2 separate regions of the Homo sapiens genome follow, and region 1 is linked to region 2. A link is an interaction called in ENCODE POLR2A ChIA-PET data of the cell type or tissue named here. Cell type or tissue: A673. All regions are shown on one strand. Each heading gives the region's core, and the rest is flanking DNA. Links, peaks and the distances in the headings are about the cores only.

Evidence for each region. ChIA-PET counts read pairs that join two places held together with the same protein. Peaks named below come from ENCODE experiments on the same cell type or tissue, not always from the same donor. Only the 100,000 strongest peaks of a DNase experiment are listed, where the experiment ranks them.
Region 1: POLR2A ChIA-PET joins it to region 2 with 12 read pairs; 1 of 35 experiments calls an interaction of 5 or more read pairs at or near these places.

Annotation. Positions count from the first base shown.
Region 1 is chr6:82,077,364-82,093,393 of GRCh38, reverse strand. All of the region lies in intron 1 of LINC02542 (long intergenic non-protein coding RNA 2542), which reads left to right. All of the region lies in intron 3 of LOC107986617 (a long non-coding RNA gene), which reads right to left. Among named protein-coding and RNA genes, the nearest start is that of LINC02542, 16 kb to the left of the region's middle. In A673, for the core only: a CTCF peak has its summit at 7,503; DNase peaks (open chromatin) are centred at 7,473 and 8,563; H3K27ac peaks cover 2,485 bases.
Region 2 is chr6:80,864,679-80,880,708 of GRCh38, reverse strand. No RefSeq gene overlaps it. Among named protein-coding and RNA genes, the nearest start is that of BCKDHB, 770 kb to the right of the region's middle. In A673, for the core only: no CTCF peak of the experiment used is centred there; DNase peaks (open chromatin) are centred at 7,568, 7,938 and 8,288; H3K27ac peaks cover 3,395 bases.

The DNA.
Region 1 (16,030 bases), core at 6,609-10,608, 1.2 Mb before region 2:
GAGGAATCGCCACACTGACTTCCACAATGGTTGAACTAGTTTACAGTCCCACCAACAGTGTAAAAGTGTTCCTATTTCTCCACATCTTCTCCAGCACCTGTTGTTTCCTGACTTTTTAATGATTGCCATTCTAACTGGTGTGAGATGGTATCTCATTGTGGTTTTGATTTGCATTTCTCTGATGGCCAGTGATGGTGAACATTTTTTCATGTGTTTTTTGGCTGCATAAATGTCTTCTTTTGAGAAGTGTCTATTCATATCCTTCACCCACTTTTTGATGGGCTTGTTTGTTTTTTTCTTGTAAATTTGTTTGGGTTCATTGTAGAGTTTGGATATTAGCCCTTTGTCAGATGAGTAGGTTGTGAAAATTTTCTCCCATTTTGTGGGTTGCCTGTTCACTCTGATGGTAGTTTCTTTTGCTGTGCAGAAGCTCTTTAGTTTAATGAGATCCCATTTGTCAATTTTGTCTTTTGTTGCCATTGCTTTTGGTGTTTTAGACATGAAGTCCTTGCCCATGCCTATGTCCTGAATGGTAATGCCTAGGTTTTCTTCTAGGGCTTTTATGGTTTTAGGTCTAACATTTAAGTCTTTACTTCATCTTGAACTGATTTTTGTATAAGGTGTAAGGAAGGGATCCAGTTTCAGCTTTCTACCTATGGCTAGCCAGTTTTCCCAGCACCATTTATTAAATAGGGAATCCTTTCCCCATTGCTTGTTTTTCTCAGGTTTGTCAAAGATCAGATAGTTGTAGATATGCGGCGTTATTTCTGAGGGCTCTGTTCTGTTCCATTGATCTATATCTCTGTTTTGGTACCAGTACCATGCTGTTTTGGTTACTGTAGCCTTGTAGTATAGTTTGAAGTCAGGTAGTGTGATGCCTCCAGCTTTGTTCTTTTGGCTTAGGATTGACTTGGTGATGCAGGCTCTTTTTTGGTTCCATATGAACTTTAAAGTAGTTTTTTCCAATTCTGTGAAGAAAGTCATTGGTAGCTTGATGGGGATGGCAATGAATCTATAAATTACCATTTGCAGATGACATGATTGTATATCTAGAAAACCCCATTGTCTCAGCCCAAAATCTCCTTAAGCTGATAAGCAACTTCAGCAAAGTCTCAGGATACAAAATCAGTGTACAAAAATCACAAGCATTCTTATACACCAGTAACAGACAAACAGAGAGTCAAATCATGAGTGAACTCCCATTCACAATTGCTTCAAAGAGAATAAAATACCTAGGAATCCACCTTACAAGGGACGTGAAGGACCTCTTCAAGGAGAACTACAAACCACTGCTCAATGAAATAAAAGAGGATACAAACAAATGGAAGAACATTCCATGCTCATGGGTAGGAAGAATCAATATCGTGAAAATGGCCATACTGCCTAAGTGGTCTTTATATGTGGTGTGCCTGGAAGGAGGCATGATTTTGGGATGAGGTCCTCTTCAGCTGAGGCAATTCCCAAGGAGGACTGACACTCTACAACCTTCTCTTGAGCTGGGGAGATACATGTTTCAATCTTGCAGGGAGAATCTGACTGTAGCACTGCATTCATGTTGGCCCATTCCTTATACTGCTTGGTTGTACTTCAAATGAATTCTGGGGCCAGTTCCTATAGGATTCTGGTGGGCCTGTTTTCCTGAGGCAGGCTTAAAGAGACTGGTTAGTGAGAGAAACTATTGCCCCACCACTGCAGTTAGCTTCAAGGCCACAAATGATACTCATTACCTCCCTCCTCTGCTAACCATTCAAAATTCCCTTCACCTTTGGCTGATCTATGGGAATTACTTGGTGAGAGGTCCAGACTCTCAACCCTAAGGAGTTCAATCTCCCTTTTCAGGAGTTCTTGCTGCATCATCATCAGCATCATAATTAGGCAAGGGAACATTAAGACAAGCTCAAGAGGATCATCTGGGTGCCAACCTTACTCCTTTCTGCTCTCTTTGTGTAACAGCAATTTTGCATCCTTCCTGATTGATGATCAGGGTCCATTACCCCTGCCAAGATGATTTCTTTTTTTACCTGCTAGTCCTTTGGCATGTGTTGCCTGTAGTGCTTGGACAGCAGGTATAGCTTAGTATTCAGTAGGATTCTTGCTAGGTTTCTTCGTTGATGTGTTTTCTCTTGAGGACTAAAACCTCTAAACTAAAAGAAGTCGAACTAGTAGGGATCAGAAAAAAAGTTCACTAAGGGAATGTTAGGAAGTGTTTCATAGCCTTAAATTAACAAATTAAACCTGTTTCAAACATCCTCTTTTGTGTTTTACTGTGCCAGAAATTGGAAAAGATCAAACTTTTACTCATGTGAGATGATAAGTAAAATATAAGAATGATGGAACTGGGCTGGGTGCAGTGGCTCACGCCTGTAATTCCAGCACTTTGGGAGGCCGAGGCAGGTGGATCACTTGAAGTCAGGGGTTCCAGACCAGCCTGGCCAACATAGCAAAACCCTGTCTCTACTAGAAATACAAAAAAGTATCTAGGTGTGGTGACTTGCACCTGTAATCCCAGCTACTCAGGAGGCTGAGGCACAAGAATCGCTTGAACCCAAGAGGCAGAGGTGTCAGTGAGCTGAGATCATGCCATTGCACTCCAGCCTGGGTGACAGAATGAGACTGTCTCAAAAAAAAAAAAAAAAAAGGATGAAACTGAATCCTAAACCATTTATAGATTGTGAAGTAGTAAAATATGAATCCTAAACCATTTATAGATTGTGAGCAGTAAAATATAAAATAAACCAATTGATGTGAAATTTTTCATGAATAAATTTTAGAGGTAATAAATTGGCAACATTTGGATCCTAGTACACTGAGACATAGGTCTTCCATTGGATTCCTTTCTGTATGACTAATAAATTCGTCCTATATGGGATAAGTGGAGCCCCAGAAAGAATCAGGAGAATATAGCCTAGATAATAAAACACATTCAGTGTGCTTCTTTATACATATGTTTTATTTTACATATATATTTGAAACAGGGTCTCTTTACCCAGGCTGGAGTTCAGTGGTGTGATCATGGCTCACGGCAACCTCTGCCTCCCGGGCTCAAGTAGCTGGAACTATAGGCATGTCCCACCATGCATGGCTAATTTTTTTGTATTTTTTGTGGAGACAGGGTTTTGCCAAGTCACCTAGGCTGGTCTCGAACTCCTGGGCCAAGGCAATCCATTTGCCTCCGCCTCCCAAAGTACTGGGATTATAGGCGTGAGCCACTGTGTCTGGCTTGCTTCTTTGTATATTTATAGCACAATGCAGGTTTTAATTATCATTAAGTCCACAATTTGTAATTTTCTTTGACCCACCTCAGTATACTGCTCTGCTTTTTCTTACTTTTAGTCTTGCTAAAAGTAAGAACATTCAACAAATTTTTTCCATGCCCAAATCGCTACTAACAGTGGTATTAAAACTAATTGTGTATTAATAATGGTAAGTTTTATTGAGTGCTGTGCTAAACAATCTATATATATTATCTGCTTTAATCCCCAAAATAATATTAAGAGGAAAACTTTATTATTTTTATTTTACAAATAGGACATGGGGGCTTAGAAAAGCTAAGAGGAATAGTTAGTGTAGAAAGAAGAGAGAAAAGAGAAGTAAAATTTCTTTGAATCCTCTGCTTTTCATTAGCTTCATTGTTTAAGTTCTTGTGTTTTAGTGATTACAATTGCCAATTCAAAAATCAGGACACAAGGCTTAACAAATGCTTCTTGTGCCTCTTAAGGCCATACAAAGCAGTCTGTGCTGTGAGTATGAGGAAATGTAGAGACTAGTAGTGCAGACACAGAGGCAGGCTGATTGAGTCACACTAGGCTCTGTTTCTGTGTACCACTTATGAGACTCTGGGCCAGGTACCCATTTTAAGCTCTGGCTTCCCACATGCAAAATGAAGTTAATGAAGGGTGGTGTCTTATTCCATTCAGTGTTGCTATGACAGAATACCCGAGACTGGGTAATTTATTAAGAAAAGTTTATTTGGCTCAAGATTCTGGAGAGGCTGGGAAATCCAAGATTGGGCAGCACATCTGTTGAGGGCCTCAGCTGTTTCTACTCATGGCAGAAAGCAGAAGGTGGAGCAGGGTGAGCGCAAAGGGACCAAACACAGGGAGGAGCAACTTGCTGTCTTGGTAATTAATTCAGTCCCACAAGAGGAAGAACTCATTCTCAAAAGATCATTAATCTATCCATGAAGGATCCACCGCTGGGAGCCAAACACCTCCTAGCTAGGCCCCACCTCCCATCACTACCACACTGGGAATAAAATTTCAACATGAGTTCTGATGTAGGCAAACCGCACCCAAACCTCAGCAGGTGGTCTTGACAATTAGGCATGATATCCAACTTAAAACACTTAAACTAATATCTCAGTTCTGTAGTTTCAGTGTCAAGAGTTCTGGGTTATTTTTGAGCTTTATAATCCATTGAGGATGACATGTGAACTATTTCTAAAAATGCAAGACCCATGATTGTTCTTTTTAAGCTTATCTGAATTTTTGTCCCATTCCTAGCTCAGAATTCAAGGCTGTTATGGTGCTTGCATTTTTCTTTCTTATTCTTAACATTTTATTTTCCAGGCATCCAGAGCTGCTTCTCTGACCCTCTGGTTTCTTGGCCCAGCTGATAAGATAACCCCTATTTGTCTGTTTGAATTTCCATTATTTCGTAGCTTCTGTACTGTTTATCTCATTAGTTTTCTTTCATTAACTACTTTGACTTTAGCTTCTCAACTAAGAAACTCGGAGTTTTTCTACTTAAAAGTTCATCCTAATGATCATTACAAATTCCGGCACCCAAGGTTAAGATTTTAGATCCCTGAACTCATTTTATTTACTGGTAAATTCAAAATTAGGAGAGCTACCTTTGTAGCTCTGGGGCACATTGGCTGGCATTTTTGCTTTAGGAGTTTTTTTGGACAGTGTCCCTTTGCTCCTTTTAGTTAGACTAACATCAGTGACCAATTAATTTCTAAACAGAATAGCTAATCTTCAGCAAGTAAGTGCTCTGAGAAACCTTCAGGGTTTAGCCAGATATTCTGTCTTCTTGGGCATGGCCTGTGTGGTTGTACTGGGCTATGTGCTCGTTCTACACTTGGGTTTTATGAAATGCAGTCACCATCTTGATTTTCTTAATTTTATCTTTAAATTTGTGTTTTATAAGTGATGTCTGATGGGACCATAGAGGGTGTAGAAGGTCTTGGAGCCTGCTTCACACAAGGTCCTGCTTCTTGTCATGAGGCTTCTCCCAGGGACAGGTTCTCAGCTGCTCATTCCCCTGCCTCTGCCTGGAGATCACTGTCCCCATATGTCCCCACCACGGTGGGCTGGGTACAGATTTGAGGAGAGTCAGAGGCAGGTGTGCAAACCCCATGTGCTGAGTTGGAGAGGTTGGAGAGAGTTGGGGACTTCACGCCTATGAAGATCTGTACTTGCCTAGTGAGTGTCTCTGTGCTCAAAGAAGCAGGACATTAAATGGCAAAAAAAAAAAAAACAAAAAAAAACCCACCATGACAGGTTGAGAAAAAGACTTCAGAAAAAAAGAAAAAATGGCTTTTTTTTTTCTTTTTGAATAAGAATCCCCACATTTTCATTTTTCACTGTGCCCTGCAAGTTAGGTAGCCAATCCTGCGGGAGTTGTACTCTAAGGAGGTGCAGGTGGTTTTAATTTATTTTTTAGCATCTTACAGGGTCTGTGATGACACTGCAGGTATACCTTTCCTAATAAGCAAGACTTGAGCACTAGTCAGGGGTTCCATGGCCTCCGGAGGCTGTGGCAGGGCCAGATCTCCCACAGCTCTGTGAAGTGGCAGGTCATCCATTGTTAGGCTCTTCAAGGCCTGTGACCCAGCCTCGTCTTCCCTGTAGCACACTTATTACGGAATTACATTATGTGGTATACACATCATGTCTATTACTGCTTCTCATTATAAAGGCAGGGATGATGCAAACATGTCTTTGCGGAATTTACCCAGTAAAGTTGAGTTCCTAGATAATTCCCAGTACTATAATAAAGGACTGAAAAGTTTAGTGAAATTCTTGCTGGCTTGTTTCTACATATATTTTTTTTCCTATTTTCTATTATTTAGTTACATAATATTTATATAAACTATAACTTAGTGCCACATCAGAACATTGAATTGCCATTTCAGTGACTAGTCTTCAGCCTGGTCATTATGGCTGCATTGTGAGTGCCCAGCTCTTTTATGTAGGTTGGTAATCCACACCCGGAAGGAGTCTTGGGTTCCTTTTCAAGTCCATCTAGGTAAATATTTGTGTTCAATATGACGCAGGTTCTCCCTAGGGAAGTTAAGCTGGGTGGTTCAGTTTAGTTCTGTTTAGGAGGGAGTTATCATTAACTTTGGCTTGTTTCTCCTTCTAAAGAAAATAGTCACTGTGGACAGCCCCTATTGAGGTTGTGTATACTCACTGCCAAAGTGAAAAGTCTCATTGTGTTCAATGCAGGAACTTTTAATTCCACACAATGTCTCTGAAAGAAATTAAAAGCAAACTGTTCTGGTTCTCGGTTTTAGCAAATTGGTTCAAAACATATTGCATAATGCCTACCAAACAGCCCTGAGAAAGATTTCCAATTAAGGTCACAAAGCCAGTGTGGCACTTTGGTATCCCATGTTTGGTTCAAAAACTTGGGTTCTAACCCTTACCCTGTTGTCGATGAGTTGTAGAAAGAAAGAGATGACATATGAGAAAGGGACTGGCGGAGTCTGGGACAGAGTAGGCATTTAATAAAATTTGTTAAAGGGTCTTAAAATAACTTCAAAATTTTTATTTTGTAATTGACAAATAAAAATTATGTGTATTTATGGTTAACAGTATCATGGTTTGAAATATGTATGCATTGTAGAATGACTAAAACTCATTAACATATGCATTACTGCACACACTTTTTCGTGTAGTAAGAACACTTAAAATCTACTCTCGGCAATTTTAAAGTCTACTACACATTGTCATTGACTATGTGTAGTACCATATAAATTTCTTGAACTTATTCCTCCTTAACTAATTTAAATTTTTTATCCCTTGACCCTTTGACCAACATATTCCCAATCCTGCTCCTCCCTTCCCCCAGCCCCTAGAAATCACCGTTCTACTCTCTGCTTCTATAAGTTCAACTTTTTTAGATTCCACATAAAACTGAGATAATATGGTATTTACCTTTCTGTGCTTGGTTAAAATAACTTTTGTTTTGTGTGCTTTAAAAACCTCACTTAAATTCTTATTATCTACCAGAATGGAAGAAGCATATATGTTATTTAATAATACGATTGATGCTATATTTAAAGTATAATTTGTTTAAGTGAATCTGCATGCATAACGGAGGGGTACTACACTCCCATTTTGCCATTTAGTGTACAATTTCCACAGGCAGCAACAATGGAGATTGGTATTTCCCACCAGTGAGCTCCAGTCTGCCAAGTGTGTCACAGAGCCTAGCTCTTCAGAGGCCACATGGCTGTGGAGTCTCAGTGGCTCCTAGTGGTGCTCAGCAAGAAAGCTCACACGGTGCCTCCTCATCATTCATCTCCTATCACTCAGCAGCAAGCAGAAGCTGCAAACGTAGAGAGCAAGCTGCCACCGATCACCAGGGAAATCACAAAAGTAACTTGGAAAGCAAACGTGGCTTCTTCTAGGTAAGATATTAGGAGTTCCAGGTCTTAAGGCTCTAACTTCAAAGTATCAAGATAAAGAAAGCTTCCCATAGCAAATTAATTTTAAGAAAAACACAACAACCATTCCATACGTGACGTTAGAAATCTGTTAATTTATAGTAGGTTGGAAAGTATGAAATTGCCAAGATTCGATTGTTTCTGATCTAAAACATAGCAGGTTAATATGATTCTATTAAGTAATAGTCACATACATTTACCATATAACAATTTGTTTTGCTAATCTTGCTGATCAGCTGAATCCTAAAGCATATCTTGTTTTAGTATAATTTTAGTATTAATTATATCTTTAGACAGAAAGTGTCATTGAGTTTTGTACTGTACTATGGCACCTTGTGCTTTGTTTTTGTCCTAAACATTCAAGTCATACTAGTTTTTATTTTTATTAACTTTTTTTTTCTTGGTAGAGACGGGATTTTGCCATGTTGCCCAGTCTGGTCTTGAATTCCTGGGCTCAAGTGATCCACTCGCCTCCAAGTCATACTAGTTATTAATGAACTGGAATGTTTTATAGTTTGAAATCCTCATAGAGAAACTCACTATCATACCCAGAATACTGTCCATAATTTGACCAGGACCCTTATTATCTGGACTTGCCAAATAAGGATGTTCCTAATACTGGAAAGTTCAAATCTGTAATGTTTTGAAATGTTCCCAGAGTGATGATTACCTAGCGAAGGGCTGTCTGATTTGAAGCTACACATAATAAAGCTATTTCCTCTTGATTTTGCTCCTGATTAAAGAGCCAGAGAAAATGACACCCATCTGAGAATCATTGTGCCATTAGCCAGAAAAAGCATGTACCATTTTCAGAATGTTGGCCAGTAAGAGCCTTTCATTGATGCCAGAAGCTTGGGACCCAAAGCCATCTTTGTGTTTTTTGTCTTTGACGTTTCCTTTTAGAGACAGTAAGCTTAATCTTCTCTTCTATGCATAAGTGCATGTCATCAGTTATTACAAATATTGGGCTGATGTTATCAGCAAGGTCTAAAGACAAACTGACAGATAATTTAGCTTCAATTGCTAACCCACACTAATCATCCATCCGGTTACATAAAGATGAATGACTGCAGTGTGCCATCTGGGAATATGAATGTTGTATTGTTATTTGCATTGGGAGGCTCTTCACAAAAGCTTTATTATTTTACAGAGGAAATGCCAGCTCTAAAGAGAATAGGGTCCTCTTTACTCTTTTCCTTCTGCCTGATTGTCACCAAATGTCTGACCTTGGCTCTTTGTACCTTAGCTGATAAAATGAAGAAGTTAAAGGAGGCTTATGAAAGGTTGGTAAGGGCATAAAGAAAAGGCTAGATTTCTTTCCCATACCTTTATGTACTGTAGCCCCCAGCATGATTCCAAGAGGCCTAGCATTTTGAGGTCAGAAAGAGAGATTATCTAACAAGAGGAACATTCCAATCAATGTGTCTTTTACTGTGGACAAAAAAAGTATTATATATGGGCTTTCAAAAGAAGGAAATGCACGTAGAGAAAACAATTTCCCGTATACTAGACTCTACTATTTATACTAATAGGATACAGTTGTCTGATATCAGGAATTAACCAAATTTCTCTTTGTTTCAATTTCCTTATTCCTAAAATAGGGATTCAATAGTACCTACTTCATAGGTGGATGAAAAGATTAAATGAGTTAATATATGTAAAGTTCTGAGAACAGAAACTATGGCCCATGAGCCAAATCAATCCAGCAGCCTGTTTTGTTTTTTTTTTTTTTTTTTTTTTTTAGTGATCCATGAACTAAGAATTAAAATAAAATGTTTTAAATGATTGCATTTGAAGTGGTTGTATAAGTACTTACATAATATCGTCAATTTTGCCTTTTGGTCCATAAAGCCTAAAATGTTTATTATCTTAAAGAAAAAGTTTGCTGATCCTGGCATAGGACAGTGCTGACACATGGTGAATACTTTTAAAGTATGTACTAGCTATTATTAATAGTATTCCTTACTATACTACATTATACCATATAAAATTATACTCTCATGCTCTCTAAATGAATTGCTAAAGTCAAGAAGAAGGGCCCAAGTATCAAGTAACACTTCATGCAGGCTTTTCTGTAGGCTCAGGACCACCTCAGTTCTCAATCCTTCAAAAGGTACTATGGTTCAGTGAGAGTTCACTCAAGACTAGTGCCCAGATTCCAGAGGCAGGATTGCTATCCTTATAGATTGCTTATTTATTAAACGTTTGCTTAGTGGTCTCCATGTCTTTTGTTTCTGATGGGTTCATCAGGAAACAAGAGTTCACAGCTTGACAGAAGAGTATTTGGGTTTCTTCCCTAAGGATAAAAGGTGCAGGGTGCAGGCCTCCTTGGGTTCTTTTTTTATAAATTAAAATAAATTACAATAGAGACGGGGTCTTGCTATGTTGACCAGGCTGGTCTTGAACTGCTGGCCTCAAGTGATCCTCCCATCTTGGCCTTCCAAAATGCTGGGATTATAGACATAAGCCACCATGCTCGGCCAACACTTGGGTTCTTTATTTGGTTAATTTAAAGGTAGAGAATGTCTCTAAAATAATTTTAGTCAATTTACATTTTAAAAGTTCCATCAAGAGAGTCAAAGTCTTACTTCATGTTAATAATAAACTTATTAATAGACCACTTATTAGTTAACAGACCCCTTAGAGACATCTATTTCTGATATTGCATATTCAAATTAGCAAAGCATTGGTTACTGATCAAGAAAAAAGGAACAGCTCTCTTAGCACAAACTTTGGAGTATGGGCTTCCTGAATAGAACACCAGTATGTCATTTAATCTGGATAACACTCAGGTTACAGTTTAGCTTAAGTAATCCACTTTAGGTCACATTGCATATGCTGAGTGGTTTAAATTATAGACATTGAAAATTACGTATTTAGAAAATATTTGTTTTATGACATTTGTGTATAAACTTGACAGCAACTAGATTTCTGCTGATTTCTGTGTATAGTTCCTATATTAATTCAAAATGGCATGTTTTATCTTTTAAAAGCAGAAAATTAAGTAGTCTTTTGAAAGATTGACCAATAATTCTGCATTTAACAATCAATAGCTTTTAAAGTGCACCGCACTAAACCTGGGACACAGAGTAAATTTTAAAGAACACATTGCACTCTCTTCTGAAGAGAATCTGTTATTATTTCAAAGTACATTTGATATTCAGATGTGTGTATGTGTGTATGTGCATTGGAGAGGTGAAGTGGAGAGTGGATTGAAGGAAGAAAGACAACAGGGAATGATATGTTGGAATGTTTTTGACAAGATGTATGCATGCCTCAGAGCTGAAGACACAAGATACTGAAGATAGCATAGTGTGTAGACTGTTAAGTTGTAGCCAGGTTTTCATATGTATTTTCATTATGCTTTATCTAGGTTATAAGTTCCTGGCATCAAGAACCTTGCCTTATGCTCCTTTTACCTGCATAGTCTTGAACAGTGCCTGGGTATTCAAAACTGGGCTCAATAATACAAATATCCATTAACAGCACAATGGACAAATTAATAAATTATACAGCAATCAAAAAGAATAAACTACTGCTATAAACAACAGGAAGAAACTGCACAGACATATTAATGAATAAAATGTATCCAAATTCCATTTTTATGAAGTTCAAGAGTAGGAAAGATTATTCTATGGTAATAGAAGTCAGAAGAAGTGGTTAACTCTGGGGAAGTATTGACTCAGAAGGGATAAGAAACATCTTTCTGGGGTGTTAGAAATATTTTTATCTTGATCTGCCTGGTGATTACATTAGCGTGTGTATATGTGTGTGTATGTGTGTATACATGATATAAATATGTATGCTTAAGATTTGTGCACTTTATACCTTTTATATTTCAATTAAAAACCAAAGAAAATGAAAAATTAAAACACCATCTTTGTTGATCTAGGGTTGTGGTGGAAAAATTGCTGAGAATAATACATATAGAGAAATGATATATTTTTACTGAATCAGAGGGTGAGTTGAATAAATGTGATATTTCAAATAAAAGGAAACATTGGGAATGGATTCATTCATTTAAAAAAAATTTTAACTTTTACTTTAGATACAGGGGGTATATGGGCAGGTTTATTACCTGGGTACATTGTGTGATGCTGAGGTTTAGAATACCAATCCCATCACCCTGGTGGTGAGCATAGTACCCCATAGGTAGTTTCTTAACCCACTCTCCCCACTCTACCCTTTAGTAGGGTCTAGTAGTTTGGTGTCTATTTTTCCCATATTTATGTCTATGTGTGCTCATTGCTTAGCTCCCACTTATAAATGAGAACATGCAGTATTTGGTTTTCTGTTTTTGCATTAATTTGCTTAGGATTTTGGCCTTCTGCTCCATCCATGTTTCTGCAAAGGACATAATTTCATTCTTTTTAACAGCTGCTTAATATTCCATAGTGTATAGTATTCCATGGCATATAAGAAAATATACATTTTCTTTAGCCCATCTACCATTGATGGACACCTGGGTGAGTCCATGTCTTTGCTATTGTGAATAGTGCAGTGATGGACATACAAGTGTGTGTATATTTTTGTAGAACAATTTGTTTCTTTTGGATATATACCCAGTAATGGGATTGCAGGGTAGCTCTGTTTAAGTTCTTTGAAAAGTCTCCAGGTGTTTTTCACACAGGCTGGACTAATTTACATTTCAAGGTATAAGTGTATACATTACAAGGTATAAGCGTTCTCTTATCTCAGCAGCCTGGCCAGCATCTGTTGTTTTTTAATTTTTTAATAGTAGCCATTCTGACTAGTGTGAGATGGTATCTCACTGTGGTTTTGATTTGCATTTCTCTGATTAGTGATGCTGAGCATTTTTTCATGTTTGTTGGCCACTGGTATGTATGTCTTCTTTTGAGAAGTGTCTGTTGTCCTTTGCCCATTTTTAAAATGGGGTTATTTGTTGTTTGTTTGTTGAATTGTTTAAGTTCCCTGTAGATTCTGGATATTAGGCTTTTGTCAGATGCAGAGTTTATGAACATCTTCTTCCATTCTGTAGATTGTCTGTTTACTCTGTTGATAGTTTCTTTTGCTGTGCAGAACCTCTTTAGTTTAACTAGGCTGCAGTTGTCTATTTTTTGTTTTTGTTGCAATTGCTTTTGGGAACTTAGCCAAAAATTCTTTGCCAAGGCTATGTCAACTAGACTATTTCTAGGTTGTCTTCCAGAATTTTATTTTATTTTGAGGTAGAATTTCACTCTTGTCACCCAGGCTGGAGTGCAGTGGCGTGTGATCTTGGCTCACTGCAACCTCCACCTCCCGGGTTCAAGCGATTCTCCTGCCTCAGCCTTCCGAGTAGCCAGGATTAGGTAGCCTGCTACCACATCTGGCTAATTTTTTGTATTTTTAGTAGAGATGGGGTTGTGCCCTGTTGGGCAGGCTGGTCTTGAACTCCTGACCTCAGGTAATCCACCAACCTCAGCCTCCCAAAGTGCTGGGATTACGGGCATGAGCCACTGTGCCCAGCTGTCTTCCAGAATTTTTATAGTTTGAGGTCTTACATTTAAATCTTCAATCCATTTTGAATTAATTTTTGTACGTGGTGGAAGGTAGGAGTCCAATTTCATTTTCTGCATATGACTAGTCAGTTATTTTAGCACCATTTACTGAATAGGGAGTCCTTTCCCCATTGCTTGTTTTTGTCTGCCTTATCAAAGATCAGATGGTTTTAGGTGTGCAGCTTTATTTCTGAGTTTTCTATTCAGTTCCATTGGTTTCTGTGTCTGTTTTTGTACCAGTACCATGCTGGTTTGGTTGCTGTGGCTTTATAGTATAGTTTGAAGTTGAGTAGTGTGATGCCTCTGGCTTTGTTTTTTTTTTTGTTTTGTTTAGGATTGCTTTCGTTATTTAGGCTCTTTTTTGGTTCCATATGAATTTTAGAATAGATTTTTCTAATTCTGTGAAGAATGACGTTGGTAGTTTGATAGGAATAGCACTGAATCTGTAAGTTGCTTTGGGTAGTAGGGCCATTTTTATGGTATTGATTCTTCCAACCCATGAACATGGAATGTTTTTCCATTTGTGTCACCTCTGATTTCTTTCAGCAGTGTTTTGTAGTCATTTTAAAATGACATCTGGGGTGAATTAAGCATTGTTTCTTGGACTGAGGACTTTCATTGTTAAAATAGGAGAAGGTAAATGAATTTTGAATAGTTTCAGCAAGTTCACAACTTGTTGTTCCATAGATAAACAATAATGTAAACCATTGTACAACATTGTAAACAAAAGTTCATCTATAACTTTATGTGTTGTTGCTTAAGATTCTAAGTGGAAAGTGGAAAGTGGGTTGAGTTAGGAGGCTGAGAACAAAATGTATGTTTTATTCTCAAATGGAATGCTGAATGATTTTATGTGTGCTCTTTAACAGATGTGTTTTTATAAAGATAATCCCAGAAAATATTTAGAAGTTTGTAGAGTACTGAACTGGAGGATATTTTCAAACCTGAGTGTGAGCAAGAATCAGCATGAAGGCCAAGAAACACACTCAACTAGCTGGTTTCCTCAATTAGTTTGGTCAGGAGCAGTCTTTTAGAAATTTATCTTCCTTCTTTAGAGAATCATTGGCATTCATCTGTAGTGATTGACACTGGTTAAAGTCAAACAGTCACAAATAGTCTAAGGAGGATTAGGTTTTGTTGTTCATTTTTTTTTCCGGAAATACTTACTATTTAAAATCTTTGGCTGGGCATGGTGGCTCATGCCTGTAATCCCAGCACTTTGGGAGGCCAAGGCAAGTGGATCACTTGAGGTCAGGAGTTCAAGACCAGCCTGAATAACACAGCAAAACCCCATCTCTACTAAAAATACAAAAATTATCCAGGTATGCTGGCACACACCTGTAGTCCCAGCTACTTGGGAGGGTGAGGCATAGGAATCGCTTGAACCTGGGAGGTGGAGGTTGCAGCGATCTCCACCAGAGATCGCACCACTGCACTTCAGCCTGGGTGACAGAGTAAGACTCTGTCTCAAAAAAAAATTAAAATAAAATAAAATAAAATAAAATAAATAAAATAAAATAAAATAAAATAAAATAAAATAAAATAAAAATCTTTAACATGAGGAGGGCCATAGATTGTGGGACCCAGTACAAAATAAAAGTGCAGGGCCTCTTGTTCAAAAAGTAAAACCTTCAAGATAGTAATAGCAGAGCAGTAAACTAAGTATAGAGTGCTTCTAAATGTGGGGCCCTGTGCAGTTGCATAAGTCCCATGCCCATGGAGCTGGCTGTTTCCTAACAGTGCATTTGAACTGTTTGTGACCATGGCCCTGGCATGCTCTGCAACCTCATCATCTACCTCCTTCCCACATGCTCCAACTATTTCACATGGCTTGCAGTTCTTAGGATACTTCATGTTAGCTCATGTGTCCATGGCTTTATGCATATGGTTCATTTCCTTCCCAGAATTTTCTTCACTACCAAGGCTGACTGATACGTTCTATTCATTTTTGTCCATTAACTCCCCTGAGAGTTATCCTATCCTTTGTTGAGCCATCTCTGATCTTGTGAAGTCTTTATTATTATGCTTTACATATTTTATTATATTTTTGTTTACTTGTTTCTCTTCTAAAATATGAGCTCATTGCGGTGAGAAATTGTTTTATTTACTTCATTGCCTAGTCCAGAGTGGATATTTAATAAATGTTTATTTGTAAATGAACAAAGGGGTAAAATTCTAAACATACAATATAAAGGTAAGCTATATTTAAAATAAGTACAATTTTTTAATTGAAATAGTGTGACATACTTAAAATTAAAAAAAAGGAGTGACTCGACTTAGTCTTTTCAATTTTTCCCATTTCTTATTCAATTAATCTTTAACATATATATATATATATATATATTTAAAAATTATTTATTTTTGAGACAGAGTCTTATTCTGTCGCCAAGGCTGGAGTGCAGTGGTGCAATCTCTGCTCACTGCAACACCCACCTCCTGGGTTCCAGTGATTCTCATGCCTCAGCGTCCCATAGCTGGGACTACAGGCACGTGCCACCACGCCCGGATAATTTTTGTATTTTTAGTGGAGATGGGGTTTGCCATGTTGCTCAGGCTGGTCTCGAACTCCCATCCTAGGAACTGCAAACGATCCACCCACCTCAGCCTCCCAAAGTGCTGGGATTACAGGCATGAGCCACAGCCCCTGACCAATCTTGAATAATTTTTATATTCAAATTGGTAAAATAATTTGACCTCGTTCTTACACTCTGGTTTACTCTATTTTTACTTTCACATTTTTGTCTTTTAGTGCTAGGATTAATAAGTCCACTTCACATAAATAAGATGACAAGGGAGTTATTAGGAGTGATGTTTTGGAATAAACTTTTCTGAGAGATTATTATATCCTGAATGAATA
Region 2 (16,030 bases), core at 5,952-9,951:
AATGTATAAGATACTCAAACAACTCAATATCAGTGAACCAAATAATCTGATTTAAAAATGGACAAAAGATCTAAATAAACATTTCTCAAGAGAAGACATGCAAATGGCAAACAGGTACATGGAAAAAATACTCAACATACTAATCATCAGTGAAATGCAAATCAAAACCACAATGAGGTATTATCTCATCCCAGTTCGGATGGCTATAATCCAAAAGACAAAAAATAATAAATGCTGGTGAGGATGGGCAGGAAAGGGAAATCTCAATACACTACTGGTAAGAATGTAAACTAGTACAGCCACTATGCAGAACAGTATGGGGGCTTCTCAAAAAAACTACAAATAGAACTACCACGTGATTCAGCAATCCCATTTTTGGGAACTTATGCAAAGGAAAGGAAATTGTATATCAAATAGAGATCTGCATGCCCATGTTTATTGTAGCACTCTTCTCAGTAGCCAAGATATGGAATCAACCTAGGTGTCCAACGATAGATGACTGGAGAAAAGAAATGTGATATATGTACACAATGGAAAACTACTCAATCATAAAAATGAATGAAATCCTATGATTTGCAGTAATATACTATTTTACCGGAAGTGATTAATAGTATTAGCTTTGAAACCATACAGATTTGGGTTTAAGTTCAGCCACTGCACCTGTATCTGTTATCTTAGGCAAAATAATCAAATCTCTAACACTCTTTATTCTCATCTGTAGGTAAAAAGCCAGACCTGCTTGAATAATTGCTGTGAGGATCAAGTGACATAAGAAATTTAAGTTTGTAGCTTAATGCATAGTACCTAATAACTGCACACTACAGTTGGTTTGCTAATATAAATACCAAATGGCATTAAATGTAGGACAAGAGTTTTAGTAAAGATGGCATGGGGTATGAAAAATTTGGCACTAGCACAGATATTGAAGCATCAGAATGTCTACTTTGGGCAGTCAGAGTTCAGCACTTGGAGCTAGGCAGGGGATGGGGGAAGGAAGACATCAAAGATAAGCTTTGTAAATTTTTAAGCTATGCATTGAATTGGAAAAAGAAGGAGTTCTGTTCATATACGTATGCATTTATAGAGTGCTGGCAGTTCTTCATTGAATCCAATGATATTATTTAGATGAATAGTATTTATAATCTGTCTATATTTATCAGTGACTATGCCATAGCAATTTATGATACCTTGAATTTAGATATTTGATGAAGAGGTAAAAATATGCTGACAATCCCCTTAGGGCTCACTGGCACCTCAGTTATCTCAGTGCTCATTTGAAGATTCTTACTTGAAGATCAGTGTTTTAAAGTCTTAGAGTTTCTTCAAGCACAGCCTTAGCATCTCCTATCCAGAGTCCTTCTTTATGCACACATCTTTTCTGTAAGACAGTTGTCTGGGTAAAGCTTTTCGCATCTTTTCCGTAAGGATAGATTGCATATCTTCATACACATTAAGAGACATGGGTGGATTTAAACTTTTCACCTTTTTTATTTTTTATTTTTTTGAGGGAGGGTCTGACTCCCAGGCTGGAGTGCATTGGCAACAATCATGGCTCACTGTAGGCTCAACCTTCTAAGCTCAGGCAATCCTCCCACCTCAGCCTCCCAAGCAATTGGAAATACAGGCATGTGCCACCATGCCGAGCTAACGTTAAAATAAATAAATAAATGAATAAATAAATAAATAAATACATAAATACATAAAATATTTTTAAAAAAGCTTGTAGAGACAGGGTTTCCCTTCATTACCCAGGCTGGTCTCAGGCTTGTGGCCTCTAGCAATCCTTCTGCTTCAGCCTTCCTAAGTGCTGGAATTACAGGCTTCAGCCACTGTGCTCAGCCCAACATTTCACACTCTTATTCAACTTCTTCTCTCTGTATCCACAAAAATGTGTAATTAAAAAGAACTCATTGGGAGATTGGGAAGATATTGATAATCAAATATAAAATTAGTTAGGAAAAATAAGTTTAGGAGATCTATTGTTCAGCATAGTAATTATAGTTAATAACAATATATTGTGTACTTGAAATTTCCTGAGAGTATATTTTAAATGTTCTCATCACAAAAAAGATATGTGGGGTAATGCTTATGTGCATATTGCATTAGCTTGCCATGTATCACAAATCATGAGCTAACATAAAAATATATGATTTTTTGTCAATTTTTTTAAAAAATCACTAGTTAATTATTTTTAATAAGTGATTAGGCACGGAAAATTCATTTTCAATTCTTATGGAACTGTGGGTAGGTGTATTCATTTCAATAAAGTAGGAAAGGAAGCATGTGAGAGAGGGTAAATTTCTTTTTTGGTCTTCTTATCAGCTGGATCTCTGCCCTCCTCTTAGTCTACTAGGGAACATAATGAATCAGTTTCTGATCACTGGAAAGGCTATCAGGTCAAACTCCCATTCACAATTGCTACAAAGAAAATAAAATATCTAGGAACACAACTTACAAGGGATGTGAAAGACCTCCTCAAGGAGAACTACAAACCACTGCTCAAGGAAATAAGAGAGGACACAAACAAATAGAAAAACTTTCCATGATCATGGATAGAAATAATCAATATCATGAAAATGGCAATACTGCCAAAGGTGATTTATAGATTCTAGCTAGAGGATTGTAAACACACCAATCAGCACTATGTAAAAATGGACCAATCAGCACTCTGTAAAATGGACCAATCAGCAGGACGTGAATGGGGCCAAATAAAAGAATAAAAGCTGGCCACCTGAGCAAGCAGAGGCAACTCTCTCAGGTCCCCTTCCATGCTGTGGAAACTTTTTTCTTTGCTCTTCACAATAAATCTTGCTGCTGCTCACTTTTTGGGACCGCACCACCTTTAAGAGCTGTAACACTCACTGCAAAGGTCTGCGGCTTCACTTCTGAAATCAGCAAGACCACGAACCCACTGGGAGGAACAAACAACTCCAGACGCACCACTCTTAAGAGCTGTAACACTCACTGCGAAGGTCTGCAGCTTCACTCCTGAAGTCAGCGAGACCACGAACCCACCAGAAGGAAGAAACTCCAGACACATCTGAACATCTGAAGGAACAAACTCCGGACACACCATCTTTAAGAACTGTAACATTCACCGCAAGGGTCCGCGACTTCATTCTTGAAGTCAGCGAGACCAAGAACCCACTGGAAGGAATAAATTTCGGACACACTACCATTGACTTTCTTCACAGAACTAGAAAAAAAAAGACTTTAAATTTCATATGGAACCAAAAAGGAACCCATATAGCCAAGACAATCCTAAGCAGAAAGAACAAAGCTCGAGGCATCACACTACCTGACTTCAAACTATACTTCAAGGCTACAGTAACCAAAACAACATAGTACTGGTACCAAAACAGATGTTTGACCAATGGAACAAAACAGAGGCCTCAAAAATAACACCACTCATCTACAACCATCTGATCTTCAATAAACCTCACAAAAACACACAATGGGGAAAGGATTCCCTATTTAATAAATGGTGCTGGGAAAACTGGCTAGCCATATGCAGAAAACTGAAACTGGACCTCTTCCTTACACCTTATACAAAATTTCACTCAAGATGGATTGCAGACTTAAACGTAAGAACTAAAACCATAAAAACTCTAGAAGAAAACCCAGGCAATACCATTCAGAACATAGGCATGGGCAAAGACTTCATGTCTAAAACACCAAAAGCAATTGCAACAGAAGCCAAAATTGACAAATGGGATCTAATTAAACTAAAGAGCTTCTGCACAGCAAAAGAAACTATCATCAGAGTGAACAGGCAACCTACAGAACGGGAGAAAAATTTTGCAGTCTATTCATCTGACAAAGGTCTAATATCCAGAATCTACAAGGAACTTGAACAAATTTACAAGAAAATAACAGCCCCATCAAAAAGTGAGTGAAGGATATGAACAGACATTTCTTAGACATTTATGTGACCAACAAACATGAAAAAAAGCTCGTCATAACTGGTCGTTAGAGAAATGCAAATCAAAACCACAATGAGATACCATCTCACACCAGTTAGGATGGTGATCATTAAAGTCTGGAAACAACAGATGCTGGCAAGGATGTGGAGAAATAGGAAAGCTTTTACATTGTTGGTGGGAGTGTAAATTAGTTCAACCATTGTGGAAGACAGTGTGGCAATTCCTCAAGGATCTAGAAACAGAAATACCATTTGACTCAGCAATCCCTTTACTGGGTATATACCCAAGGGATTATAAATCATGCTACTATAAAGACACATGCACACACATGTTTATTGCAGCACTATACCCTATAGAAAAGACTTGGAATCAACCCAAATGCCCATCAATGTTAGACTGGATAAAGAAAATGTGGCACATATACACCATGAAATACTATGCAGCCATAAAAAAGAATGAGTTCATGTCCTGTGCAGAGACATGGGTGAAGTTGGAAACCATCATTCTCAGCAAAGTAATACAGGAACAGAAAATCAAACACTGCATGTTCTCACTCATAAGTGGGAGTTGAGCAATGAGAACACGTGGACACAGGGAGGAGAACATCACACACCAGGGCCTGTCAGGTAGTGGGGAGCAAGGGGAGGGAGAACATTTGGATAAATACCTAATTCATGTGGTGCTTAAAACCTAGATGATGGATTGATGGATGCAGTAAACCACTATGGCACATGTATACCTATGTAACAAACCTGCATGTTCTGCACATGTATCCCAGAACTTAAAGTATAATAATAAAATAAAACTGAGAAAGCTCCTTACACAGCTCTTTCCTGATGTGATCAGCAGGTAGCAACAATGATAAGAATTCTGAAATCCTTTTGTTAAGTGAACATGATATAAATAAAATCTAAATCAATGAACATTGTTTCAAACACATGGGCATTTTTCAGAATGATTTCACGTGAATACAAAGACTTCAGAAGCTATCATTGAGTTGAGAGAATGAGAAGGTTGCAGATTCTTTTAAAATGGTTCCACAGAGAATCTCAGAAATTAAAATAATCATGCTGTTAACAACAGAATCTGAAATGGATTCTAAAAAGAATGAAGGGTAAGCATAAAAATGCAAAAGAGAGTCTGATAGTTGGTAGCTGTATGTAAAGGAAATATTATCTTCATCTGTCTCTGACATACAGAAAACAAGTGCCAGTTTTAAGGTTATTCTTCAGTTTCTGCCAATATAGATAAGCTTATTGGAGAAGGCAAGAATTAGCAAGTTGCAGGACAGGTAGGAAAGCAGAATAGACCAATTTGTCACTTTCAGGGATGGAGTGAGAGGATGCATGGCAAAGCCCTTTAAGCATGTGTTCATACTATTCTCTTTTTTAAATAACCCATAAATACCAGAATGACATTGCATAGAAATCCTTTAAAAATACTTTATGCATTTTTACAGTATTAGCTCTTTTTATTGACCAGTCTGAACAGTAAAAGTGTGTATATATACACATATATATGAATACATATATGTGTACATACATATAGATGTCTAACAGATATATACCTATATGTTTATAAATGTATATGTATGTATACACACACACACACACAAACATACACATATTTGTACACATATTTATCTTGAGTACCACTATGGTTCAAGTACCATAGACAATATCAGAAAACAGCAAATACACAATCACTGATTATGGAACCAATAGTCTAGTAAAAAACAGGCAATAATGAAATACTACAATTTTATCATTATGCCAACAAGAAAAAATACGAAGATGATTTAATTCTAGTTAATACATTGCCAGGAAACTATCCAGTTCTATTACATAAACATGATGAAAAAATAATATGCATAAATGTATCCAAATTTAATTATTAATGATGATGTTTAATGTATTGATTAATTGCAAGAATAATTCAGATTCTTCACGGCTTCCAATAATAAGTAGAATATTAAGCTGACAAAAACAACAGCATAGACAAGCAAAAATAAGTGTGACTATTAATCAAATCTAGATGGTGGAAGATTCTGCAATCTTATCAAGCATATGAGAAAGAAAAATATCAATATATGTTGACACACAATTTTGAAACTCTTACAAATTAAAAAGAAAAGTGAAAAACTGAGAAAAGTATTTATTAAAATATGATAGAGCAAGTGCTAATGTTTTTAATAGGTGTACAGCTCTGGCAAATAAATAAGAAACCCCCAGTATTTGAGATGTTCCACAAGCACAGGAATGAAAAGATGATTTTTCCTGAAAAGCAAAAAAATAATGAATAGCTATTCAAAAATTGAAACTTACCAGTACTCTAAAGTATGCAATTAAAAATATGAATAAATACATTTTATGTAACAATTATATAACTTTACATGTTAATAATATTTGATAATGTTATGAGAAAAATCTAAATATTAAAGATAGTATAAATTGATTGAATTTATTTGAAAAAAATTGACAGCACATATCCAGAATCTTGAAATGTTTATACATTGTCACTTCTTAGACTCTTTCTTCAACGTACAAACTTTAGCATAATATAAGAAAAAATAAACTTAAAGATATTGTTGCAAAATAATATGGAACATAGAAAAATAAGATTCATTTTCAGTTTAATATAGTGTTCTGTCTGGCTGCCTGAAGCTCTTCAATACTAGAATTTCAACCTTCAAAAAGTTACATGAACTTCCAGAACTAGAGTCATCCTCAAAGTGGAAATTATAATATTATCTAACAGGACAGTTTTAAGTATTGAATAAAATAATGTATGTTATTACTACAGTGCATGGATTGCTTATCCACAGTTGGGTTTAATAAGTTTTTCAACTTTTTTTTATTTTCATTGTTCTGTAAGACCGTTGTCATTTTGAATTTTAAAATTATAGAATTTAGTCCACATTGGATAAGTCACTCACTATATCATTTTGAAGAAGTTCCACAATTTCTTTGTACCCTAATTTTCTCAGTTATATAATAGGTACAACAATATGTCATTGATGGCACAAATTTTAAAAAATTATGTGTATATACAGAGAATTACTATAAAAATAAAAGGCAATATTAATGTTTTCTTTTATCTAGTCAGCAAATATTAATGAAAATTACATTGACTGGAAAAATGTATCTGTATCAATTAATGAATAAGGAAAATAAGAAATGTTAGTTAAACCGGGTTAGTAAATTACATAACAAGTCTAAAAAATAGAGGAATGGACTTTAGGGAATAATATAATATTGGCAGAAGAATGAATTAAATAATTTAATATGTATTTTCCATGTCTGATTCACATGGTTATGTAAGCAATAAACTTATCTCTTCTCTGACTAGGCCAAGAACATGTCAGGTTAAAAATATGGTTCTCCAAAATATTGGGAAAATTAATTTGAAAGACAATTGTGTGAGACAAATTGTAGTGTATATTGAAAAATAAATAAAAGTGTTTTATTTACCCTTTCCTAATCTAATATTAGTGGAGGTTAATGCTTAAAAGCCCAGGTTTACAAAGGAAAGTTACTTAATTATCTAAGACTGTCGATGTGGTTTGAAAGGCTAAGTAAAAGTATAATGGTGGAACCCATAATCAACTCTAAAAGGTAAGCCCCTAGGCCTCTGGAGTCCTCTTTTATCAAGGTCCAGTGACAGAAAAAAACTGCAGTGTACACATCTGCAAAAACACACAGCTAAGAAGTAACAACACCTGGTAAACATTCAGCCCTAGAAACTGAAAGGTGAATTTAGGTGAACCCAGAAAAGTGGATTATTGTTAAGAAGAAATTATTTTTATTTAATAATTATTTTCCTCTTAATTTTGGATGTAGGGAAGAGTTAACATGTAAGAATTTGTGACAGCTACAGAGACAGGAAAGAAGAAAGGAAGGGAAGGAAGGAAGGAAGGAAGGAAGGAAGGAAGGAAGGAAGGAAGGAAACAAGCAGGGCAACATACAGAGACAATTGACTTCTCTTATTCCTATCTCCAGGGGAAAATATTTTTGAAACTGAAAGCTCAGGGAGAATCTTTGTTAAAAATTGTATTTTTCTGAAAATAAAAAGGTGCTAGAGAGCTGCTCCAAGTTTGTGAACAACTGTGTTTATTTCTGATCCCTCAGGCCTGAGATCCTTCTTAGGTCCAAGATGATCAATTCAAGTAATATCTCCCACCCCTCTTTTCTCCCTGAGACTGCGTCTATATACTTCACAGACCACTTCCATACTTTTACAAACACACTTTCTCTGGAAAAATTCCCTGCAAGCAACCCCCAGCAAGAGCTGTGAATTTTCTTCTGGAAGTAACTGGCCCTAATTTAGACATTGGAACCTTGCCTCTGTACTCCAGCCCTCCTGCAGTGCTGGCAGGATTCCATAGCGCAAGAATTGTTGAAGCCAACAGTTCATGGACAGAGAGAGGAGCAAGGTTATTGAGTCCAATATTGTGAAAGGGAAAGGTCAAATCCGGTCAAAAAAAAAATCAAAATGTGAGAATGTAATCTTTGTCTTATGTGGTCTTCTACACTCCCTGCTGTATGGTATCTCAAAGAGACAAATGTTTGTTCATACTCTTTTGAGATTGCTGTCTCAGAAATATACATATTTGAGTTTCAAAGAAAAGTTTAGCTACACATATGTTTAAAATTTAATGTATGAGATACTTCTTTCCTAATGAATATTTTCTTTTGATTATCATCTCACTTAGGAGCACTTGGAATTTTGCTGAAATAAGACTGTAACAAATCCCTTTTTTACTCTACACAATAATGTGACAAATTGGCATATAAGATCTTTCAAAAACTAGTAGGCCATATTTATTTATCATTTAAGTTTTTTATTTCAATCGGTTTTTGGGGAATAGGTGGTGTTTGCTTAAGTTCTTTATTGCTGATTTCTGATATTTTGGTGCACCAGTAACCAGGGCACTGTACACTGTATCCAACGTGTAGTCTTTTATCCCTCCCCACCCCCTACATTTTCCCCTGAGTCCCCAAAGTCCAATGTATCATTCTTATGCATTCACATCCTTATAGCTTAGCTCCCACTTGTAAGAGAGAACATATGATGTTTGGTGTTCCATTCCTGACTTACTTCACTTAGAATAATGGTCTCCAGTTCCATCCAAGTTGCTGTGAATGCTGTTATTTCCTTCCATTTTATGGCTGAGTAGTATTCCATGGTGGGTGGGTGGATGGATAGATGATAGATTGATAGATAGATAGATAGATAGATAGATAGATAGATAGATAGATAGATAGATATAGATAACATTTTCATTACTGATTGATTAATGGGCATTTGGGCTGATTCCATATTTTTACAATTGCAAATTGTGCTGCTATAAACATGGGCGTGCAAGTATCTTTTTTTGTGTAATGACTTCTTTTCCTCTGGGTAGCTATCCAGTAGCAGGATTGCTGGATCAAATGGTAGATCTACTTATAGTTATTTAAGGAATCTCCACACTGTTTTCCATAGTGGTTGTACTACTTTATATTCCCACCAACAGTGTAAGAGTCTTCCCTTTTCACCACATCCACACCAACATCTATTTTTTTTTATTATGGTCATTCTTACAGGAGTAAAGTCGTATCTATTGTGGTTTTGATTTGCATTTCCCTGATCATTAGTGATCTTAGACATTTTTCCATGTGCCTTTTAACCATTTATATATCTTCTTTTGAGAAGTGTCTATTCATGTCCTTAGCCCAATTTTTGATAGGATTGCTTTTTTTTTCTTGGTGATTTGTTTGAGTTCTTTATAGATTCTAGATATTAGTCATTTGTCAGATGTATACATTGCAAAGATTATCTCCCACTCTGTGGGTTGTCTTTTTACTCTGTTGATTGTTTCTTTTGCTGTGCAGAAGCTTTTTAGTTTAATTAAGGCCCATCTATTTATCTTTGTTTTTGTGGCATCTGCTTTGGGTTTTTGGTCATAAAATCTTTGTTTAAGCCATTGTCGAGAAGGGTTTTTCCAATGCTATCATCTAGAATCTTTATGGTTTCAGGTCTTAGATTTAAATCTTTAATACATCTTGAGTTGATTTTTGTATAAGGTCAGAGATGAGGATCCAGTTTCATTCTTCTACATGTGGCTTGCCAATTATCCCAGCACCAATTATTGAATAGGGTGTCCTTTCCCCGTTTTATGCTTTTGTTTGGTTGTCAAAGATCAGTTGGCTTTAAGTATTTGGCTTTATCTCTGGGTTTTATATTCTGTTTCATTGGTCTATATGCCTATTTTTTATACTAGTACCATGCTGTTTTTGGTGATGATAGCCTTATAGTATGAAGTTGGGTAATGTAATGCCTCCATATTTGTTCTTTTTGCTTAGACTTGCTTTGGCTATGGGGGCTCATTTTGGTTCCATATGAATTTTAGGATTGTTTATTCTAGTTATGTGAAGAATGATGGTGGTATTTTGATGGGAATTGCATTGAATTTGTAGACTTCTTAGGCAGTATAGTCATTTTCACAATATTGATTCTACTCATCTATGAGCATGGGAAGAGTTTCCATTTGTTTGTGTTGTGTATGATTTCTTTCAACAGTGTTTTATGGTTTTCCAAGAGGGACATTATATAATGATAAAAGGATATTTTCCAGTGGGGAAACATCACAATTCTAAATATATATGCACCAAACACTGGAGCTCCCAAATGTATAAAACAATTACTAACAGATGTAACAAATTAGATGGCCACACAATAATATTGGGGGACTGTAATACTCCACTGACAACACTAGCCAGGTCATCAAGACAGAAAGTCAACCAAGAAACAATGGACTTAAACTATTCCCTAGAACAAATGGGCTTAACACATATTTACAGAACATTTTACCCAACAACTGCAGAATATACATTCCATTCATCAGCACATGGAACATTCTCCAAGATAGAACATACATTATGCCACAAAACAAATTGCAGTAAATTTAAGAAAATCAAAATTATATCAATTACTCTCTCAGATCACAGTTGATAAAACTAGAAATCAATACCAAAAGGGACACTCAAAACCATGCACATACATGGAAATTAAATAACTTGCTCCTGAATGATCATTGGGTCAACAATAAAATCAAGATGGAAATTTAAAAATTCTACAGCAAAGACAGTACTTGAGAAAGTTCGTACCCTTAAATGCTTACATCAAAAAATCTAAAAAGCATGAATACACAATGTAAGGTCACAGTTCACGGAACTGGAGAAACAAGAACGATCTAAACCCAAACCTGGCAGAAGAAAAGAAATAATGAAGATCAAAGCAGAACTAAATAAAATTGAAACAACAAAAATAAAAATGATAAAAACCTGGTTCTTTGAAAAGTTAAACTTTATAGACCATTAGTGAGATTAACCAAGAAAAGAAGAGAGAACATCCAAATAAGCTCAATTAGAAACGAAATGGGAGATATTACAACTAATACCACAGAAATATAAAAGATTATTCAAGAATAATATGCACACTTTTATGCACATAAACTAGAAAACCTAGAGGAGATGGATTAATTTCTGGAAGTATACAACCCTCCTACATTAAACCAGGAAGAAATAGAAATTTTGAATACACCAATAACAAGCAGCAAGATTGAAATAGTAATAAAAAATTGCCCACAAAAAAAAAAAAAAAAAAGCCCAGGACCAGACAGATTCACAGCTGAATTCTATCAGACATTCAAAGAAGAATTGGTACCAATCCTATTGAGAAAGAAATCCTCCCTAATTCATTCTATGAAGCCAGTATCACCCTAATACCAAAACCAGCAAAGGACATATTGAACAAACAAACAAACAAACAAAAACACTACAGACTGATATCCCTGATGAACACAGATGCAAAAATCCTCAACAAAATACTAGCTAACTGGATCCAACAGCATATCAAAAAGATAATCCACCATGATCAAGTGGGTTTCATACCCAGGATGCAGGGATGGTTTAACATACTTAAGTCAATAAATGTGATACATCATAATTAAAAACAAAATCACATGATCGTCTCAATAGAAGCGGAAAAAGCATTTGACATAATGTAGCATTCCTCTATGATTAAAATCCTCAGCAAAATTGGCATAGAAAGGACATACTTGAAGGTAATAAAAGCCATCTATGACAAACCCACAGCCAACATTGTACTGAACAGAAAAAAGTTGAAAGCATTCCCTCTGAGAACTGGAACAAGACAAGGATACGCATTCACTTTAACCACTTCAATTCTGCATAGAAAGGAAGTGCTTACCAGAGCAATCAGACAAGAGAAAGATAAAAAAGGGCATCCAAATTGCTTGCTAATGATATGATAAATGTATACCTAAAAAACCCTAAAGACTCATCCAAAAGGCTCTTAGAACTGGTAAATGAATTCAACAAAGTTTCAGGATACAAAATTGGTGTACACAAATCAGTAGTTCTGCTATACAGCAGATCAAGCTGGGAAGCAAATCAGGAACTCAACCCCTTTCACAATAGCTGCCCCCCCCCCAAAAAAAATACAAGCATGTGAAAGACCTCTGCAGGGAAAAAATAATATGCCATATTTAAATTTAAGGCTAGGAAAGGCTTTTTCAAACTTGAATAAAAAATCTTAAAAGGAGAAGATGATTGACTATGGTGTATATTATTTTATTTTTATTTGTGTAGTTTTATTTTATTTTTAATTGACACAATAATTGTACATATTTATGAGGTATATTGTGCTGTTTTAATATATGTACATATTGGCTAATAGTTAAATCAGGGTAATTAGCAAATCCATCACCTTAAATATCTATCATTTCTCTGTGGTGAGAACATTCAGAATCCTCTCTTCTAGCTAGTTGAAACTATACATTATGGTTAACTATAGTGACCCTACTGTGTAATAGAACACTAGAACTAATTCCTATCTAACTATAACTGTTTACTCATTGACCAATGTCTCCCCAACTCCCCCTTCTCCCTAGGCATTCCAGGCTTTGGTAACCACAATTCTATCCTCCACTTACATGAGATGAACTTTTTCAGATTCCCCATATAAGTGAGATCATGCCAGATCTGTCTTTCTGTGCCTAGCTTATATCAGTGAATATGATGTCATCCGGCTCCATCCATGTTGCTGCAAATGACATAGTTTTATTTTTTATGGCTAAATATTATTTCATTGTGTATTCATACCATATTTTCTTTATCCATTTTCCATTGATGGACACTTAGATTGATTCCATATCCTGATTATTATGAGTAGTGCTGCAATAAATATGGGGATGGAGATATTTCTTTGACATACTGATTTTCATTTTGATATATATCTAGCAGTGGCATTGCTAGACCATATTATAGTTCTATTTTTAATTTTTAAGGAACCTCCATATTATTTTAATAATGAGTATCTAAATTTACATTTATATCAACAGTGTGTGAGAATTCCATTTTCTCTACATCCTCACCAACACTTGTTATCTTTTGTCTTTTTATAATAGCCATTCTAACTGGAGTGAGGTGATATCTCATTACGGTTTTGATTTGCATGTCTTTGATTGTTAATGATGTTGAGCACTTTAAAAAATATGCCTGTTTGTCATTTCTATGTCTTCTTTTGAGAAATGTCTATTCAGATATTTTGCCCATTTTTAAGTCAGATTATTTGTTTCTTTGCTATTGAGTTTTTATATATTATCGATATTAACCTTGCCAGATGAGTACTTTGCAAATGTTTTCTTTCATTCTGTAGGTTGTCTTTTCACTCTGTCAATTGTTTCCTTCACTGCACAGAAGCTTTTTAATTTTGATATAACCCCATATGTTTTTTTCTTGTGTTGTTTGTGTTTTTGAGAATTAATTCACAAAATGTCTTCCCGGACCAATGTCTTGAAGCATTTCTCCTATGTTTTCTTCTAGTAGTTTCATAGTTCAGGTCTTACAGTTAAGTCTCCAATCCATTTTGATTTTTGTATATGATGAGAGATACGAGTCTAGTTTTATTCTTCTTGCATGTGGATATCCAATCTTCCCAGAACTATTTACTGAAAAGACTATCCTTTCCCCAGTACGTTTCCTTGGCCCCTTTGTCAAAAATTAGTTGACTGTAGATACGTGGATTAATTTCTGGGTTCTCTGTACTGTTCCATTAGTCTATGAGTCTGTATGTCAGTAACATGCTGTTTTGGTAACTCAAATTTTGTAGTATAGTTTAAGTAAGGTAGTGTGATGCGTCCAGCTTTGTTCTTTTTACTCAAGATTGCTTTTGCTATTGATGGTTTTTTGTGGTTCTATATAAATTTTAGAATTGTTTTTCTATTTCTGAGAAGAATGTCACTGGTTATTTTGATAGGGATTACATTGAATCTGTAAGTCAATTTGGGTAGTATGAATATTTTAATGACATTAATTCTTCCAATTTATAGACACAAAAGATATATTTTCATTTATTTGTGTAATCTTCAATTTCTTTCATCAGCATTGCATGGTTTTCATTGTGGAGAAATTTCATCTCCTTGGCTATATTTATTCCTACATGTCTTTTTTGTAACCATTATAAATGGAATTTTTTTCTTGATTTCTTTTTCAGATAGCTCACTATTATTTTAAAGAAATTCTACTAATTCTGTATGTCGATTCTGTACCCTGCAACTTTATGGATTTTTTTTTATTATTTCTAACAATTTCTTGGTTTGAGTCTTCAGGGTTCTCTCTATATAAGATCATGCTGTCTACCAAAAGGAACACTTTGATTTTCTTTTTTCCTATTTAGATGCCTTTTATTTCTTTCTCTTGTCTAATTGCTCTGCCTAGGATTTCCAGTATAATGCTAAATTAGAAGTGGAGAAAATTAGCATCCTTGTCTTAATCTGGATATTAAAAGATAAGCCTTCAACTTTTCCATATTTAGTATAATGTTAGCTATGGGTTTGTTATATATGGCTATTACTGTGTTGAGGAATTTACCTTCTATGCCTAATTTGAAATAATCATATGATTTTTTTCTTCATTCTGTTAAAGTGATTCACTGACTGTTGATCATATTTATGGATTTGAATATATTGAACCAGACGTGCATTTCTGCGATCAATCTCATTTGATTATGGTGAATGATCTTTTTAATATGCTGCTGGATTCTGATTGCTATTATTTTGTTGAGGATTTTTGAAACTATGTTTATCAGGGATATTGGCCTTTAGTTTTCTTTCTCTGTTGTGTCCTTGTCGGTTTTGATATCAGAATAATGCTGGTCTAGTGAATGAGTTTGGAAGTATTTACTTCAATTTTATTTAATAGTTTGAAAAAGGTTGATATTAGTTCTTTAAATGTTTGGTAGAATTCAGCAGTGAAGCCATCTGGTCCTGAGCTTTTCTTTGATGGGAGGCTTTTTATTACTGATTCCATCTCATGACTCCTTATTGCTCTGTTCAGATTTTCTATTTCTTCATGATTCAATCTTAATAGGTTGTGTCTGTCCAGGAATTTATCCATTTCTTCCATGTTTTCCAATTTGTTGGCCTATAATTGCTTATAATAGGCTCCTGTGATCCTTTGTATTTCTGTGGTATCAGGTGCAATATCTTCTGCTTCATCTCTGATTTTATTTGAGTCTTCCCTCTTTTGTTCCTTAGTTTGGCTAAATGTTTGTTGATTTTGTTATCTTTTCAAAGAACAAACTTTTTGTTTCATTGATTCTTTGTATTGTATTTTTAGTCTCAATTTCAATTATTTCTGCTGTGACCTTTATTATTTCCTTACTTCTATTAATTTTGGGTGGAGTTTGTTCTTGTTTTCCTAGTTCCTGGAAGTGCAATGTTATGTTGTTTCTTTAAGGTCTTTCTAATTTTTTGATATAGGCATTTCCTGTAAGTACTGTTTTTGCTCTATCCCATTGGTTTTGGTATATTTTGATATGTTCTATTTTCATCTGTCTATAAATATATTTTACCTTTAAATTTTAATTTCTTCATTGACTTATTGAAGAGCATGTTGTCTAATTTCTGTGTATTTGTATATTTTCTGAATTTCCTCCTGTTATTAATTGGCTATTTCATACCATTGTGTTCAGAAACAATACTTGGCATGATTTCAATTTTTTATAATTTGTTAAGACTGGTTTGTGGCTTACTATATATA